Linked DNA regions of Homo sapiens: region 1 is linked to region 2. A link is a loop called in an ENCODE intact Hi-C map of the cell type or tissue named here. Cell type or tissue: K562. All regions are shown on one strand.

Region 1 (8,000 bases), 260 kb before region 2:
TTCATGTTCCAAAAATGAAATGCCTACTCATGTCCTTTGTTCATTGCTCTACTAGGTTTTCATTTTGTTCGTTTTTCTTATTGACTTATTGACTTATATAGATTGTTTATCTTATTGACTTTACATATTATGACTATTAATCCTTTGTTGATTGTGAACTGCAAGTATTTTTTCCCATCTTGAGGTGATTTTTACTTTTTCTCCCTGTAATTTCTAACAATTGGTTCTTATCATATCCTCTAGAGCAACTTTTTTAAAGTCTAGCTTTGATTCCATATGAAAATCTTTCAAATATTTAAAATCAGAAACCGAGATCAAGGGAGATAATTACCATACAAGGTACTTTAACTAGTTAGCTCAGGTTTCCTGACTCAAATCCCAAAAGAATTTCCTCTGCATTACACTGCAATCAATCTTATCGTCTCCTCAAAACATTTCCTTCTATATACTACACATTCCCAATTCCTTCAACTGCTCCTAATTTAAAGAATTCCAAGTTTTCCACTATCCTGGTTGCTCATTTTGTCAGTATTCATCTTTAAAAAAGTAGAACTGAAATGAATAAGCTTCTATTAATTTCCTTAATTTAGACGTTATATTTTCATGAACACTGCCAAGGTTCAAATTTACTTTTTTGGCAACCATGCCACGCTGGTGGTTAATACTGAGCTTGTGGTTGACTAAACCCTTTCCTCTTTTTCACACTGACTGTTGCCACATCTCTCCCACCTATTTTTTGGATCCCACCACCTTGCAGAATGCTAAAAATAAGTTATAATTTACCTGAATAACTGTTGTTACATTTTTACATTGTAAATCTTAAGTGAAAGGAATATACCCTAAGTATAACAGAGACACAGCAGATGCCCACTTACCTTATACAACTGTTTATACTTGGCAAGAAAATTTTAAAAGGAGAGAAAAAAGGAGAAAGAGGAAGAGAAGTAGAGAACAAGAAACGTCCTAGCTTCATCCAACCTGGGGCACGTATTTACTGTCCCACAGAGGCGGTGAGGGACTAGAAAGGGGGCAGGGAACATGACCGACATTAAAGAGCAACATAAGGTGATTCTCGGCTTTGGAGCTTGTAGGGCTCTGGTCCTATCATTTTCAGAGTAATTAAAGGACTTTCCAGAATAAATTTTGGGTAATTTTGACTTTAGCTCATGTATACCTTACAGGCTGACTTTAGAACCTTACTCCACCCCCAACCCCAGTAAGATGATGCTTCTGGGACTCTTGCGTGCTCTCTTCTGTTAGTAGCTTTGACAGCAAGACCCACACATTCTCACACAAGACCCAGGGCAGTGTGGTGCAGAAAGCCTCCAGCTGTGCCCACCACCACACCTCTCAGAGGGGCTGTTTTCTCATCTACATGCATGCAGGATCGCTGTGAGCATCTGAGATGAAACAGGCAGAAGATCTTCAGCAAAGGGCAGTTGTGGTTACTCCTGACCCAGGGCACCTCTGTGGGCCGGACATTTAGTCACTGACAAGGAAGAGGGGAGCCTGGCAAGTTGTGTCAATGTGTCGGGGGGACCTAATTTCAAGTGATATTAACCCAGGGTTTTTGGAGCACTGCACTGGCCCCTAAAGGCACGAGGACCTAAGTGAATGCAGACACCTTTAGTCCTTCTTGGTCATGGAAGGCGAAGCAGCAAGTTCAGTGTGCATAGCACGGAGTCTGTGCATGATGGGGACGAAACAAGGAGAAGCCAGAAAGCACACGCAGGTGGTGCCTCTGCCAACTGCACAGCTGCCTCCCTTGGTCAGAACATCTGGACCGTTCCTTACAGTTTGCATATGGTCTAGCACGCATGTGGGCCCGCGCTGTCCAACACAGTAGCCCCTAGCTGCATGGGGCTATTTACATTCCAATTTTAACAAATTAAAATTAAATAAAATTAAAACTTTAGTTCCTCAGTCACCTTAGCCACCTTTCAAGTGTTCAACAGCCCCATGTGGCCAGTGGCTACTGTATTGGAAAGAACAGACAAGATCATTTTCATCATCTCAGAAAGTTCTATTGGATCACGCTGAGACCTTCCAATCCTGTGAGGTACGTATTTTTATCCTCATTTTACCAATAAGGAAATCGGGGCTCAGAGAAATTGTGACCTGCCATAGGTGGTAGTATCAGAACCAGAATTAGAACAGAGGTCTTCTGATTCCAAGGTCAAAATGTTTTCCATTTCTTCCCTGTCAGCCATCTGCTACTGAACAGAGGACGTCCCAGGCGTTTTTAGCAGCAGTCACATTCTGAGAGCCCACGGCACACATCAGTGATTCATCAGTGATTCTCAGTTCTCTATAGGTTCTACAGAGGGTTGACAGGAATCTAATCAATCCAACTACGTATCAAGGGAAACCTGAATATGTCTAGAGGAGCTGGTCAAGCTAACGGGTTCTAAACCACTCCTTTGAAATATTGTGGTATTCCAGGCTGGAATACTAGTAGCAGGCTGGACTTACTTCTTATACTCACTGTAAACAATATTGTGTAATTGGTAGCTTCACTCTGAATAAAAAGTAGGTATTCTCCAGCTTGGGTTTCTGTCATTTTCAAAATGACCATGGAAACAACTCCTCTGCAAAACAGGAAAGAGAACTAGTTATTTTGGAAAATGTGTGAAACTAAAAACAAAATTTCATAGTGACTAAAAAGGCAGTTTGGTACTCCAGCGTTCCCCGACTGGCACGGAAGCCGCTCTGTGGAGAACACAGCTTCTGTCATGTGCCCAGCACTCAGCCTGGGCGTTGCTCGTTGAACCCTGACTTTTAACCAGTCCTCCCCTTGAGGGTGGGAGAGCTCCATTCCGGTGCCATCATCTCACCTTCTCTGAGCTTCTAGGATCGAAAACTCCCATCTAAAAACACACAGGAGGCCGGGTGCGGTGGCTCATACCTGTAATCTCAGAACTTTGGGAAGCCGAGGCAGGCAGATCACCTGAGGTCAGGAGTTCGAGACCAGCCTGGCCAACATGGTGAAACCCTGTCTCTATTAAAAATACAAAAATTAGCTGAGAATGGCGCAGGCGCCTGTAATCCCAGCTACTCAGGACACTGAGGCAGGAGAATTGCTTGAACCCAGGAGGTAAAGGCTGCAGCAAGCTCAGGTCGCACCACTGCACTCCAGCCTGGGTGACAAGAGTGAAACTCCGTCTCAAAAAAAAACTGAAAAAACAACAACAAAAGCACAGTAAGCTGGGTGCAGTGGCTCACACATGTAATCCCAGAACTTTGGGAGGCCAAGGCTGGCAGATCACTTGAGCCCAGGAGGTCAAGACCAGCCTGGGCCACATAGTGAGACCCTACCTCTATTTTTTAAAAATTAAAAAAAAAAAACAAAAAAAAAAACGGCCAGGTACAGTGGCTCATGCCTGTAATCCCAGCACTTTGGGAGGCTGAAGTGGGTGGATCACCTGAGGTCGGGAATTCAAGACCAGCCTGACCAACATGGAGAAACCCTGTCTACTAAAAATACAAAATTAGCTGGGTGGGGTGGCGCATGCCTGTAATCCCAGCTACTCAGGAGGCTGAGGCAGGAGAATTGCTTGAACCCGGGAGGCGGAGGTTGCGGTGAGCCAAGATCATGCCATTGCACTCCAGCCTGGGCAACAAGATTGAAACTCCATCTCAAAAAATAAAATAAAATAAAATAATAAAATAAGTTCACACTTTCTGACCTTTAGACCCTTAACTGTGCAAAGTGTAGTCTTTCTCTAACAGTGTTAGCATCAGCTGGGAGTTGACAAAGATGTAGAATCTCAGGTCCCACTGAGACCTACTCATCAGAATCTGCATTTTAAACAAGATCCCCAGGCAATCCAAATACAGGTTATATTCGAGAAGCCCTGCTTTAAAGCAGCAAGCAGGTTCAATAGAACATGGGCCTGCATTCTTAAACACAGTCAATTAGCAGGATATATACTTGATTTGCTTCTGCAGATCTATTTTGATGATATGCTTTTTTTCTCTGAACCATTCGCCTGGCATGAGCCACCACGTCTGCAGTCGCAGAAGTTTGGGAGGCGAGGTAGGAGGATCACTTGAGGCCATGAGTTCAAGACTAACCTGGGCAACATATTGAGATGCCTTCCCAATAAAAAGAAAAAATGTGGCTGGCACTGTGGCTCACGCCTGTAATCCCAGCACATTTGCAGCCAAAAAACAAGAAGTGAGTAATACAATCGCAAAAGAGGAAAGGAAAATGAATGCGTTCCAAGATTTAGAACTCAACTTCAGAACTATACTCACTGTCCTGCAAATCACTTAAGAGAAGAATGTATTTGACCTTAAAAACAAATACAAATAACTGGTACAAGTTGATCACAGAGACGTTCTCCAAGACCCTATCAAGGGGCCCGATACCCCTTGCAGGCCATTTGGGTACTGTTTACTACATAGTTCCTGGAAAGCGCGTGCCTTCTCTACACCTAAGGGACAACAGGACAGCCACAAGAATGTAAAAGAAAGGCTGCGTTAAGAGGGCATTTAATTGACCTATGTCCTTTGCCCCATCTCATTTCGGCAAGAGGACAAGGACAGCAGGGGGCAGCAATCAGCATAGAGCTATACAGGGTTAGGACATTACCCACACATCTTGGCTAAGACATTTTTCTGGATGAGATCGATGTTCCTCACAGACAGATCAATGTCTTACTAAATAATCTGTAGATAGCACATAACATTGCAATTCTGCTTATCATATTGTGAAACAAAATAGATAAGATCAAATGTTCTTTTCCCAAGCATTTCCCAAGAATAAATTTCCTTTAAAAAAATTTTTTTTTAAAGAATTTCTTGGCTGGATGCTGTGGCTCATGCCTGTAATCCCAGCACTTTGGGAGGCCGAGGTGGGCAGATCAAGAGGTCAAAAGACGGAGACCATCTTGTCCAACATGGTGAAACCCCACCGCTATTAAAAATACAAACATTAGCTGGGCGTGGTGGCAGGTGCCTGTAATCCCAGCTACTCGGGAGGCTGAGGCAGGAGAATTGCTTGAACCCAGGAGGAGGAGGTTGCAGTGAGCCAAGATCATGCCACTGCACTCCAGCCTGGCAATAGAGCAAGACTCTGCCTCAATAAATAAATAAATAAATAAATAAATAAATAAATAAATAAATTTAAAAAAGAAATTTCTTGCTACACTAACAAGAATGAAATGAAAACTTTCTAAATTTTATCTTTAACATGATATCCAACTAAAAAACAAGACACTTAAAAAATCCCAAATAGACCCAGTGCGGTGGCTCACGCCTGTAATCCCAGCACTTTGGGAGGCTGAGGTGAGTGGATCACCTGAGGTCAGGAGTTTGAGATCAGACTGGCCAACATGATGAAACCCTGTCTCTACTAAAAATACAAAAAAAAAAAAAAAAATGAAAACAAAAAACATTAGCCAGGAATGGTGGTGGGTGCTTGTAATCCCAGCTACTCAGGAGGCTGAGGCACGAGAATTGCTTGCAGCTGGGAGGCAGAGGTTGCAGTGAGGTGAGATCGTGCCACTGCACTCCATCCTGGGAGACAGAGCAAAACTCTGCCTCAAAAAAAAAAAAAAATTCTTAATTGTAAATAAGGTAAAAATATTTAAAAAAAAAAAAAAGAAAAAGGAAAAAAAATCCTAGATATTCTTTTCACTATTTGTTTTACATTTTGCCAGCCACTCACTGCTTTCTATATACTTATATATGTGTCTGTGTGTATAGGTTTAACTTAATAGACTTGTTTCTTTTTTTCTTTTTTTTGAGACGGAGTCTCACTCTTGCCTCTCAGGTTGGAGTGCAGTGGCGTGACATCGGCTCACCGAACATCCCCCTCTGGGCTTCAAGCTATTCTCCTGCCTCAGCCTCCCAAGTAGCTGTGATTACAGGCCCGCACCACTATGCCAGGCTAATTTTTTTATTTTTAGTAGAGATGGGGTTTCACCATGTTGTCCAGGCTGGTCTCGAACTCCTGACCTCAGGTGATCCTCCCACCTCGGCCTCCCAAAGTGCTGGGATTACAGGCATGAGCCACTGCACCCAACCAACTTTACTTTTTAGAGAGTTTTAGACTTACAGGAAAATTGAGCAGAAGACACAGAAAGATGCCATATATGCCCTTCCCTCCACACACAGTTTCCCTTATTATTAACATCTTGTATAGGTGTGATATGTTTGTTACAATTGATGAACCAATTTTAAAGTTCATAGTTTGGGCCGGGCACGGTGGCTCATGCCTGTAATTCCAGTACTTTGGGAGGCCGAGGTGGGAGGATCATCTGAGGTCAGGAGTTCGAAGCCAGCCTGGCCAACATGGTGAAACCCCATCTCTACTAAAAATACAAAAATTAGCTGGGTGTGGTGGTGTGCGCCTGTGATCCCCGATATTCAGGAGGCTAAGACAGGAGAATTACTTTAACCTGGGAAACAGAAGTTTCAGTGAGCCAAGACCAGGCCACTGCACTCCAGCCTGGATGACAGAGCGAGATAGTTCGCATTAGGGTTCATTTTTTGTGTTATACATCCTATGAGATTTGACAGATATATAATGTCATGTATTGATGCCCTAACTGTATTTTTAGTTCATTATTTCACTGAAGATAAGAGTTACAAAAAACAGGCCGAGGCCAGGCGCAGTGACTCACACCTGTAATCCCGGTACTTTTGAAGGCTGAGGTGGGTGGATCGCTTAAACCCAGGAGCTCAAGACCAGCCTTGGCAACATGGTGAAAAACCATGGTGCCTAGAAAAAATTTAAAAAATTAGCTGGGTGTGGTGGCACGCGCCTGTAGTCCCAGCTACTTGGGAGGACTGGGGTGGGGGGATTACTTGAGCTTGGAAGGTCGAGGCTACAGTGAGACAAGATTGTGCCACTCTACTCCAGCCTGGGTGACAGAGAGAGACCCTGACTCACAAAAAAAAAAGGTTTACAATAAACATGAACAGAAACTTGAAACAAAATTCCAAATGAACCACATTTTATGTCAAGAAGGTATTCCTCCACTTACCTGTTTTGTAAATCAAAATGTGGCTGGCAATTCAGGGAGCTGTGCTTAAAGACCCAGAGACAGGAAATGTTCCCTGGGGCGTCGACCAGCACTTGCAGTGTGATGGAAGCAGATACATCCACTTCCACAGCGGCAGCTTCGTACACTGTCCCTGAGCTCTGGGGTCTCAACGCACACCCGAGGTCTTCCGGGGATTCTGATACCTACGTTGCAGATAGAACAAAGTGAATTCATGAAAACTGCAGGTCTAAGGCCTCCCCTTCTTCACATCAAAACTTTATCAAACATATGCATGCTGACACACTGCACGCAACACCCACACAAGCTGGAACCCACTGAGAACACGTTGCCGACTGAAGGTCCTATTAATTATAATTCTCTAAAGAAAAGATAAATAACATTGGGCTGCATTTCTAAAATGTTGTACGGACTGTCATGGCGTGTGTCCCCCTACCTCTGCAAGTTCATATGTTGAAGTCCTAACCCTCAAATGCAACTTTATTTGGAGATGGTCTTTACAGTGGTAATCAAGTTAAAATGGGTCATTAGGGTGGGCCTAAATCCAGTATGACTCGTGTCCTTATAAGAAGAGGAGGCAGGGCACGGTGGCTCACACCTGCAATCCTAGCACTTTGGGACGCGGAGGCAGGCAGATCACTTGAAGTCAGGAATTCAAGACCAGCCTGGCCAACATGGTGAAACCCTATGTCTACTAAAAATACAAAAAATAAGCTGGAAGTGGTGGTTGGCACCTGTAATCCCAGCTCCACGGGAGGCTGAGGCAGGAGAATGGCTTGAACATGGGAGGCAGCGGTTGCAGCGAGCTGAGATCGCGCCACTGCACTCCAGACTGGGCAACAGAGTGAAACTCTGTCTCAAAAAAAAAAAAAAAAGAGGAGATTTGAAGGCAGATACACAGACAGTAAGAACACCATGTGAACAGAAAGACAGCCATCTTCCAACCAAGGAGAGAGGCCTGGAGCAGATTCTTGCTCACTGCCCTTAGAA
Region 2 (8,000 bases):
ACACAGTTTCGGCAAGCCTTCCTTCTGGGAGCCTTAAGGTCCCCATTTGTGTAACGGGAATGATATGTTCTTCCCAAGACTGCTCTGGGCGTAAGAGGAGTTGATACATGGAAAAAGCCTAGCACCTTGCCAGACCCAGCACTTGTCTGTGTAACCGTCATCCCTGCCCAGGTTTCGTGCACGCCTAACTATCAGTCCTGAAGTGCAGTCCCCGGGCCAGCAGTGGCCACAGTACATATTTGTTCCCTTGCCTTGCCCCTTCTCCAATTCCCTCTGCAGTAATACGGGATAGATGCGTTTGTTAGGTCAAAACAAAGCAAAACAAATGAAAACACAGCTCGCTTTGTTTGTTTAGTTTTATCTAAGGTTTCACCAAAAAATTCAATGTAATGGGGAAAAGAAAAGATGGGGGAAGGTTCTAGAATAAGATAGACAAGAAACTTAAGAAAATGTAATCTGTTATTCTTAATTGGATCCTGCTTTTAAAAAAAACATGTAAAGACACTTGGGTGGAATTATGGAAATCTGACTATTAGATGGCATTAAGGAATTTATTTGGTGCGATAATTTTGGTGTGGTTTACACAGGAGAATGTCCTTCTTTGAGTGCAGTCACATAATCATAGCCCACTGCAGCCTCCATCTCCTGGGCTCAAGTGATCCTCCAACCTCAGCCTCCTGAGTAGCTGGGACTACAGGTGCCCACCACCACACCCGGCTAATTTTTAAATTTTTAGTAAGATGAGGTCTCTCTATGTTGCCGAGGCAGATTTTGAACTCCTAGGCTCAAGTGATCCTCCCACCTCAGTCTCCCAAAGTGCTGCGATTACAGGCACGAGCCACTGTGCCCAGCAACAATAGCCTTCTTCCAAAATGTATACTAAAGTATTTAGGAGTAAAGTGCTATTATGCCTTAAGCCTCCTTTTAAATGGTTTGGCAAAAAGAAAAATCCGTAACAAACACAATCATAGAGAGTATAATAGACAAAATAGGGCAAAATGTTAACAGTTGAATTTAGGGGATGGGCATATGGGTGGTGATCAACATAATCTTTCTTTCTTTCTTTCTCTCTTTCTTTCTTTCTCTCTTTCTTTCTCTCTTTCGTCTTTCTTTCTCTTTCGTCTTTCTTTCCTTCTTTTTTTTGTTGGAAAATTCTGTGATATAAAGTTTGAGAAAGAAATCTTACCTGACATCATCAGAGCTTCCTGAATTAAACTTCGGAGCTGAAATACTTTCCTTGAAGAAGTCCTCAGAGAAGGCAGGAGTTGAGTATGTAAACCCACTATTTCCTGTCAGTATGGCATTGATTGGGATGTAGTCTTTACCATCCTAAAATACCAAAGGTAGAGCTCTCGTTGCACCAATTCTGACTTCAACAATTTCTATGAACCATTATGTCAACTTTGACTATGTCATTTGCACAATCTTGGTTGTGTTTTGAGAAGATAATTCTGTATACACACACACACACCCTTTTTTTAAACTTCTGATCTCAGCTATTATATTAATAGCTCTTAAAAAAAAAACAAATAAAATGCCCCCCTGACGTACATTCAAAGGCATTTTGATGTAAATAAATTTAGTTTTACCTGTTGTACATTTGCTTGAAGCAAATCACCTAGTTTTTCCACAAGTTCTGCAAATCTTGGCCTTTCTTTTGGGTCTCTGTGCCAGCAGTCCAGCATGATCTGATAGCTGGTGGGGAAAACAGCAACAGAAATAGTTGGAGAGCAGTGATCATCCTATGCATTGCCTTACGTACTACAAAGGGAGGGCTGTCATCATCCGCATAAAGCCCAAGCTTTCTGTACTATGTGACCCTGCTTCATTTTTAGGTTTGGGTTTATAGCACCAGCACTTAAAAGGCTGTCTGGGCCAGGTCCTGTGGTCAGTGGAAAACACGTCTACCAAGGCAGACTAACCAACCCACCAGAGCTCATGGATACCCAGGTTCTTTGTTGTGCCTGTGGCCTCTGCAGATGGAAGGTCTGAGTTCTGTGAATGAAACACAGCAATTCGGAAAGGAAACCCCACCGCTCACTGCAGTTCAATGTGAAGTGGAGTACTCCTCCCCACACTTACAGAAGTAGGACGATGTCCTTAAAGTTAAAAAAAAAAAAAGTCATACAGCCATAAATATCAATGGCTGAATAGTTTGTAGTACTTATTTCATTCTCGAGTTGTAACAAAGGTTGGTTTGAGCTGGCTTCTTAAAAAGCATGTGGCATTTCCAAGTCCTCACACCTCCCTTTATGGGCTCAGCAGTGGAGACTGGTGGGGAAGGTCCTGCGTACATGACTTTGTCACTTCCAGAAGGTGAAGCCCACAGTGTGGAGTTTCCGGGGCTGTGAGCAAGGTTCCTGTGTGTAGCTGATCATTCTCCCCCAGCACTGCAAAGCCGCTGTTACAAACTGGCCTCCCACCACTCAAGGCACACAGCACAGGTTGGGCTCCTGGATAATGAAAACATTTGTCTTAATAGCACAGAGGTCAAATCTTGTCCTGGGATTCCAATGTCAACAGACTCCTCTGTGATTCTTCTCTTACATTTTATTTTTATTTTTATTTTTATTTTTATTTTTATTTTTATTTTGATGCAGAGTCTCACTCTGTCATCCAGGCTGGAGTGCAGTGCCATGATCTCAGCTTACTGCAACCTCCGGCTCCCAGGTTCAAGCGATCCTCCTGCCTTAGCCTCCTGAGTAGCTGGGATCACAGGCACCCACCACCACACCTGGTTAATTTTTGTATTTTTAGTAGAGATGGGGTTTTATCATGTTTTCCAGGCTGGTCTCGAACTCCTGGCCTCAATTGATTCACCAGCCTCGGCCTCCCAAAGTTCTGGGATTACAGGCGTGAGCCACTGCGCCCGGCCTCTTCTTTACATTTTAGATGTAAAGGTATCAGGCTCCTCTCTTGGTCATGTCTGCACGGAATCGAGGTCTGTACCTACCGCCCTCTCTGAAAAACACAGGCCAGAGGTCCATACACACACTGCATTAAGAATTGATTCTTCTTGAACCTTGTGCTCTTCAAGGGATGTTTATTATATGTTAACTCTTCTCTCAGAAGATGGTCTGGATGAGAAGGGACTCTGACTTACACTCAAACCTGAATGGGCTCCGAATTTGGCTCTGGGTGGGAATTGGGCTGTAAGCACTATGTGGGCTGGGCCTCATTTCCACACCTCTCGCCTACCACAGGGCAATAAATATCTGCTAAAAGAAGTCAGACTGGTCTCCGGGAAGAGATAACTCTGCTCCTTCTGTGAATTCTTCAGCTGTACTGCAGACATTACTTGTGCTGGGAGATGGCGGTTGCTGGGGAAAAAACCTGAGAAACCCTAGTTCATATCCTCCCTCTGACACTTCTTAGAGGTATGCCTTTAGGGGGCGCCAATGGCTCCAGATATCTCTTAAGTATATTTCTATTTTGTTTCAAAGTATATGAGGTGGCTGCCAAAGGCAGTAAGAATACAGGGAGGTAAAAAAAAAAAAAAAAAAAAAGAAGAATCCGGGTGTGGTGGCTCACACCTGTAGTCCCAATGCTTTGGGAGGCCATGGTGGGACAATCGTTTGAGGTCAGGAGTTCAAGATCGTCCTGGACAACATAGTGAGACTTTATCTCCACAAAAAAATACAAGAATTAGTCAAGCATGGTGATGCATGCCTGTAGTCCCTGTAGTACAGGAGGCTGAGGCGGGAGGATCACTTGAGCCTGGGAGGTTGAGGCTGGGCTCCAAAGAGAGGCCTTCAGGCAGAGGCTCTGGGCTCGTCTCCTCCTGCACCATCGTCTCCCCACAGGATCAAGCTGCTGTCTGGGAGATGCACCATCCTGAGCAGGACACTCCCTAGTTTCCCTGCTGACACTCGTAAACGGAACCATCTACAACCACTTGCTGTTTGTTACTTTTGACTCTTGGATTCCGATTTCTAGTTTCCACTCTTCTTGCCTAAAATCCAATGCAAATCATCTCAGCAAACATCAAATGAAAAGAAAAAAAAAATAAAAAAATTCATTGCTTATTCCCTTATTGAAAGACATCTGATTCAACAGTATCTGGGCCAGGAACCAACAACTCAATGTTACAAGATTTTGTACCACTAAGTAAATGGGTTTAGTAAAGTTATGAGACATTAGCTTGCATCCAAGCTGGGGATGAGGGGCCCCCAGAAAGTTTTCTTTCCAAGCTATCACCCAAGTTCCCAAATACACACCGCTTTAGGCCAAGTTCAGATCACAGAATCCCAGTTCTGAGAAGCTGCACTTGGTCCTCACCCAGCCCTTCCTACTGTTAGAACAAACAAGAAGGAAATTACTCCATCAGCTTTCACATGCTGGAGAAAATGGCTGAAGGTTTGAAGTCTGGCCTTCTGAGGAAATATTTCACAGAGCTTCTTACTTTTTAAAATTTCTAAAATCTCTCCCTCCTCAGAATTAAGGAACCATACCACTCTCTCTAGGTCACCTGAGGCACGGGAGCTACCTGAGCGAGGTTTATGTAAAGACTTGAAGGTTTGAGAAAGTCCAAAGCAGTTTTTGGTCCAAAGCTGATGTGACTTTGTACCTCTGAGTTATTTGCGACCACAGCCTGGGTATGAATGGGAAACACACTCTGCAGCAGTGTAGGATGGTGCTGTGGACTCTGGACTCAAGCTGAATTCGCTTATTACCAACGCAGGCTTGAGCAAATCACTTACATGTGCGGTGCCTGTTTTCTCATCTGTGAAATGGGGATCATGGTAGTCCTACTTTATAGGACTGTTATGAGCATTAAATAAATTAATGCTTAAAATAGTGGCACTTATAAGCACCAAATAACTATTTAATCAGTACTATTCAATACTGTTATAATAAAAACTAATTTCAGGCCAGGCATGGAGGCTCACGCCTGTAATCCCAACACTTTGGGAGGCCAAGGCCAGTGGATCACTTGAGCTCAGGAGTTCGAGACCAGCCTGGCCAACATGGAGAAACCCCATCTCTACAAAAAAATATAAAAATTAGCCAGGCGTGGTGGCACATGCCTGTAGTCCCAGCAACTCAGTAGGCTGAGGAAAAAGAATGACTTGAACTCAGGAGGTGGAGGTTGCAGTGAGCTGAGATCACGCCACTGCACTCTAGCCTGGACAACAGAGCGAGACACTATCTCAAAAAAACAAACAAAAAAACCCAACTAAACTAATTTCATACTATTTAGAATTTATATGGAAGTAAAAATAAAACTTAATTTCATACTGTTTTGCATTTATTTTGATGTAAAAATATTGTTATTTAATAATAACAACTATTAGTGTAATTGAGAACTTTCTCGAGATTTTCAGACTATATGAAGATTGGAAGGACATATTTAATTCAAAGCATGAGTGGCCATATCAGAGAAGCATTTCTACTGAGGAACGTGGGGTCTGTTCCTAATTCATCAGCCGTGGTCTAGGGACATCAGTCCAGAGGCTTGGGTTCTAAATGTCTCCTTTGCTTCTCAGCTGACAGACGGCACATTGCTTCAGTTCTCGGCATCTCAGTTTCATTACTTGCTAAATTCAGATTACAATAGCTGCCCTGACCACCCCTCAAGGTCTCTGGGAACTTCAAATGAGACTATGTGTGGGAAAACACTTAGAAAATCATAAAGTTAATCATCTAGCTCTATCCCCAGCTCTCAGAAACAGGCCTTGCCTCAGCTCCCTGTACTTTTCTGATGAGGACACCACGCACCAGTGACAAGAACAGGTCCCCTCCCGCTTCCCTACGCTCAGGCAGAGCTCCCCAGCCCTGCTGTTGGGCCTGAGTCTCCTGTCCACCTCGTCCAGTTCCCCATCCTGGGTCTGACCTACCCTTACCCCGAGATGATGAAGGAAAGAGACAGTGACTTTGCCCTTTGGCCAAGCCCACACTTCCTGCATTCCCTCTGATTCCTTCTGAAAGGCCAGCCAGGGCTTCTGACAGGACCCCATTGTGTGGGTGGAATGGGAGGGCCCCTGCCAGTTCAGGAAAGGTGGTGCCGCCTCAGGGAGGCCCAAGTCCTTGTCAGCAGCTCCACAAAAGTGCAAGTGTCATCACATTCCTGCTCAGGCCTCAAAGTGCAAAACATCCACAAAGCCCCAGGAAAAAAAGTGTCCAAGACAGGCAAGCAAGTGCAATTTGCACAGTGGAGAAAGCCTCACATGGACACCCGAAAAGCCATCTGACCAGGCAGCTTCAGACAGCTGCTGGGCCTATTCCTAAAAGGTTCTTTTTTTTTTTTTTTTTTGAGACATAATCTCACTCTGTCACCCAGGTTGGAGTGCAGTGGCGTGATCTTGGCTCACTGCAATCTCCGCTTCATAGGCTCAAGTGATTCTCATGCCTCAGCCTCCCAAGTAGCTGCCACCAGGCCCGGCTAACTTTTGTATTTTTAGTAGAGACGGGGTTTCACCATGTCGGCCAGGCTAGTCTCGAACTCCTGACCTCAAGTGATCCGCCCGCCTCTGCCTCCCAAAGTGCTGGGATTACACATGTGAGCCACTGCGCCCGGCCCCTATTCCTCCCAAAGGATTCTAAAGAAGTTGTATTGCCCACAAAGCCTTCTGTGAAGCATAATCATGACATCAGGAAGTTCCCCTTTTCCTCTCCAAGACCTGTTCTGCAGACCACATCAACCCCCTCACGGGTGTTCTGTGCAGACACAGGACTGGTCACAAGACCAAGGTCTAGCCCTCCATCCCTGGGGCTGCTAGGCCTGTTTGGCTCCCACTCCGTGAGTGAGGCCAAGGTCTTGCATTCAGTTCCTGGGTGGTCTGTTTGTTTTGCCTGGATTCATACCTAGAAACTGAATTTCTAACTTCAGTTCCCAGCTAGAGCCCTTGAAAAGTCATGTCAGTGGTCAGGACAGGAAATAGGTAGGGATGGGTCAAGGGCCACGTGCCCCACTGCAAGAAAACACTCCCAGCATATCTGGGCCTGATGGGCTGAGGGGAGCATCTCTAAAGGAAAGAAGAACCTTGGCATCTTCCAAGACTGGGACTCTAAGAATCCATAAAACATCCCCTCTCAGGAATGCCCTGGTGAAAAGCGAGCTGTCAGATGGGGAGCAGAGGGCACCAAGGGCTCACATTTCAGGAGTAGAGTACTCAGGAGCTCTCATCCTCATGCCTTCCCTCAGGCGACTGCAAAAGTCCTCATCCATTTGTACTCCTGGGTATGGAGACCCACCTGCGGGAGACAATGTGGAAAACACAGGGCCTGTTATGGCTTAAGGGTACAAAAGACCAAGAGGGGACAATTCAGTGTTTCTTTCCTCCCTTTAAAGCTACGTTTTAGTAATAAATTCCCAGGGATTACAACAGATCTCAACATACCGTACAACACACAGAGAAGCTCAGCAAATCCTTGCTAAGGACACCCGCTTGGTTGGGTGGTCACATGGTGCGGGGCACCTGGTGCTCACAGGCTATTCCTATGGCTACTTCTGCCTGTGTGGTCAGAGGAAGGGGTGTCGTCTGAAGGGTCCTTGCCTTCTCCCCACAAGTAACTAAAGAAGTCCCATCATTAGAGACTCATCCTTTGGGTTAGTGAGCTTTTGTTTTTTTTGAAGAGACGGGTCTCCCTCTGTCACCAGGCTGGAGTGTGGTGGCATGATCTTAGCTCACTGCAGCCTCGAACTCCTGGGCTCAAGCAATCCTCCCACCTCAGCCTCCCGAGCAGCTGGGACTCCAGGTGCTCACCATCACCACACTTGGCTTGGGCTTCTTTTTAAAAAGCCAATAGACTTGGGATAGGCTACATAGGAATCATTCACACTTGAGTGGGAATGACTTTAATTCACTTTCTTGCAACCTTCCTATAGTACCAGGGCTCTAGGAGTTGTGACAGGCCTGAGGGAAGGGGGGCTTTGCGCTCCAGGGCTGGGCTGAATGGAGTGGAATGGGGTGGGGGCTGCCCGTGGCCAGGAGTCTGCAGACCTAAGGGCGCCAGAGAGGCCTAGGCTTTGCCTTCTGCCAGCTTTACTGCCCAGGATT

What was found. Hi-C counts contacts between places; a loop is a spot of excess contacts. Peaks named below come from ENCODE experiments on the same cell type or tissue, not always from the same donor. Only the 100,000 strongest peaks of a DNase experiment are listed, where the experiment ranks them.
Region 1: a loop joins it to region 2, with 2.9 times the contacts of the local background. A loop is called at or near these places in 4 of 110 quality-filtered maps.

Annotation. Positions count from the first base shown.
Region 1 is chr13:28,054,875-28,062,874 of GRCh38, forward strand. It overlaps FLT3 (fms related receptor tyrosine kinase 3), which reads right to left. Exons shown (of 24, transcript NM_004119.3): 3 at 6,993-7,195; 4 at 2,473-2,588. Among named protein-coding and RNA genes, the nearest start is that of FLT3, 42 kb to the right of the region's middle. In K562, a CTCF peak has its summit at 4,540 (motif pointing right); a DNase peak (open chromatin) is centred at 4,567; H3K27me3 peaks cover 1,645 bases.
Region 2 is chr13:28,310,404-28,318,403 of GRCh38, forward strand. It overlaps FLT1 (fms related receptor tyrosine kinase 1), which reads right to left. Exons shown (of 30, transcript NM_002019.4): 25 at 7,095-7,194; 26 at 1,590-1,695; 27 at 1,187-1,329. It overlaps LOC124903141 (a long non-coding RNA gene), which reads left to right and starts at 2,358. Exons shown (of 3, transcript XR_007063736.1): 1 at 2,358-2,444; 2 at 3,204-3,377. In K562, a CTCF peak has its summit at 3,382 (motif pointing right); no DNase peak of the experiment used is centred here.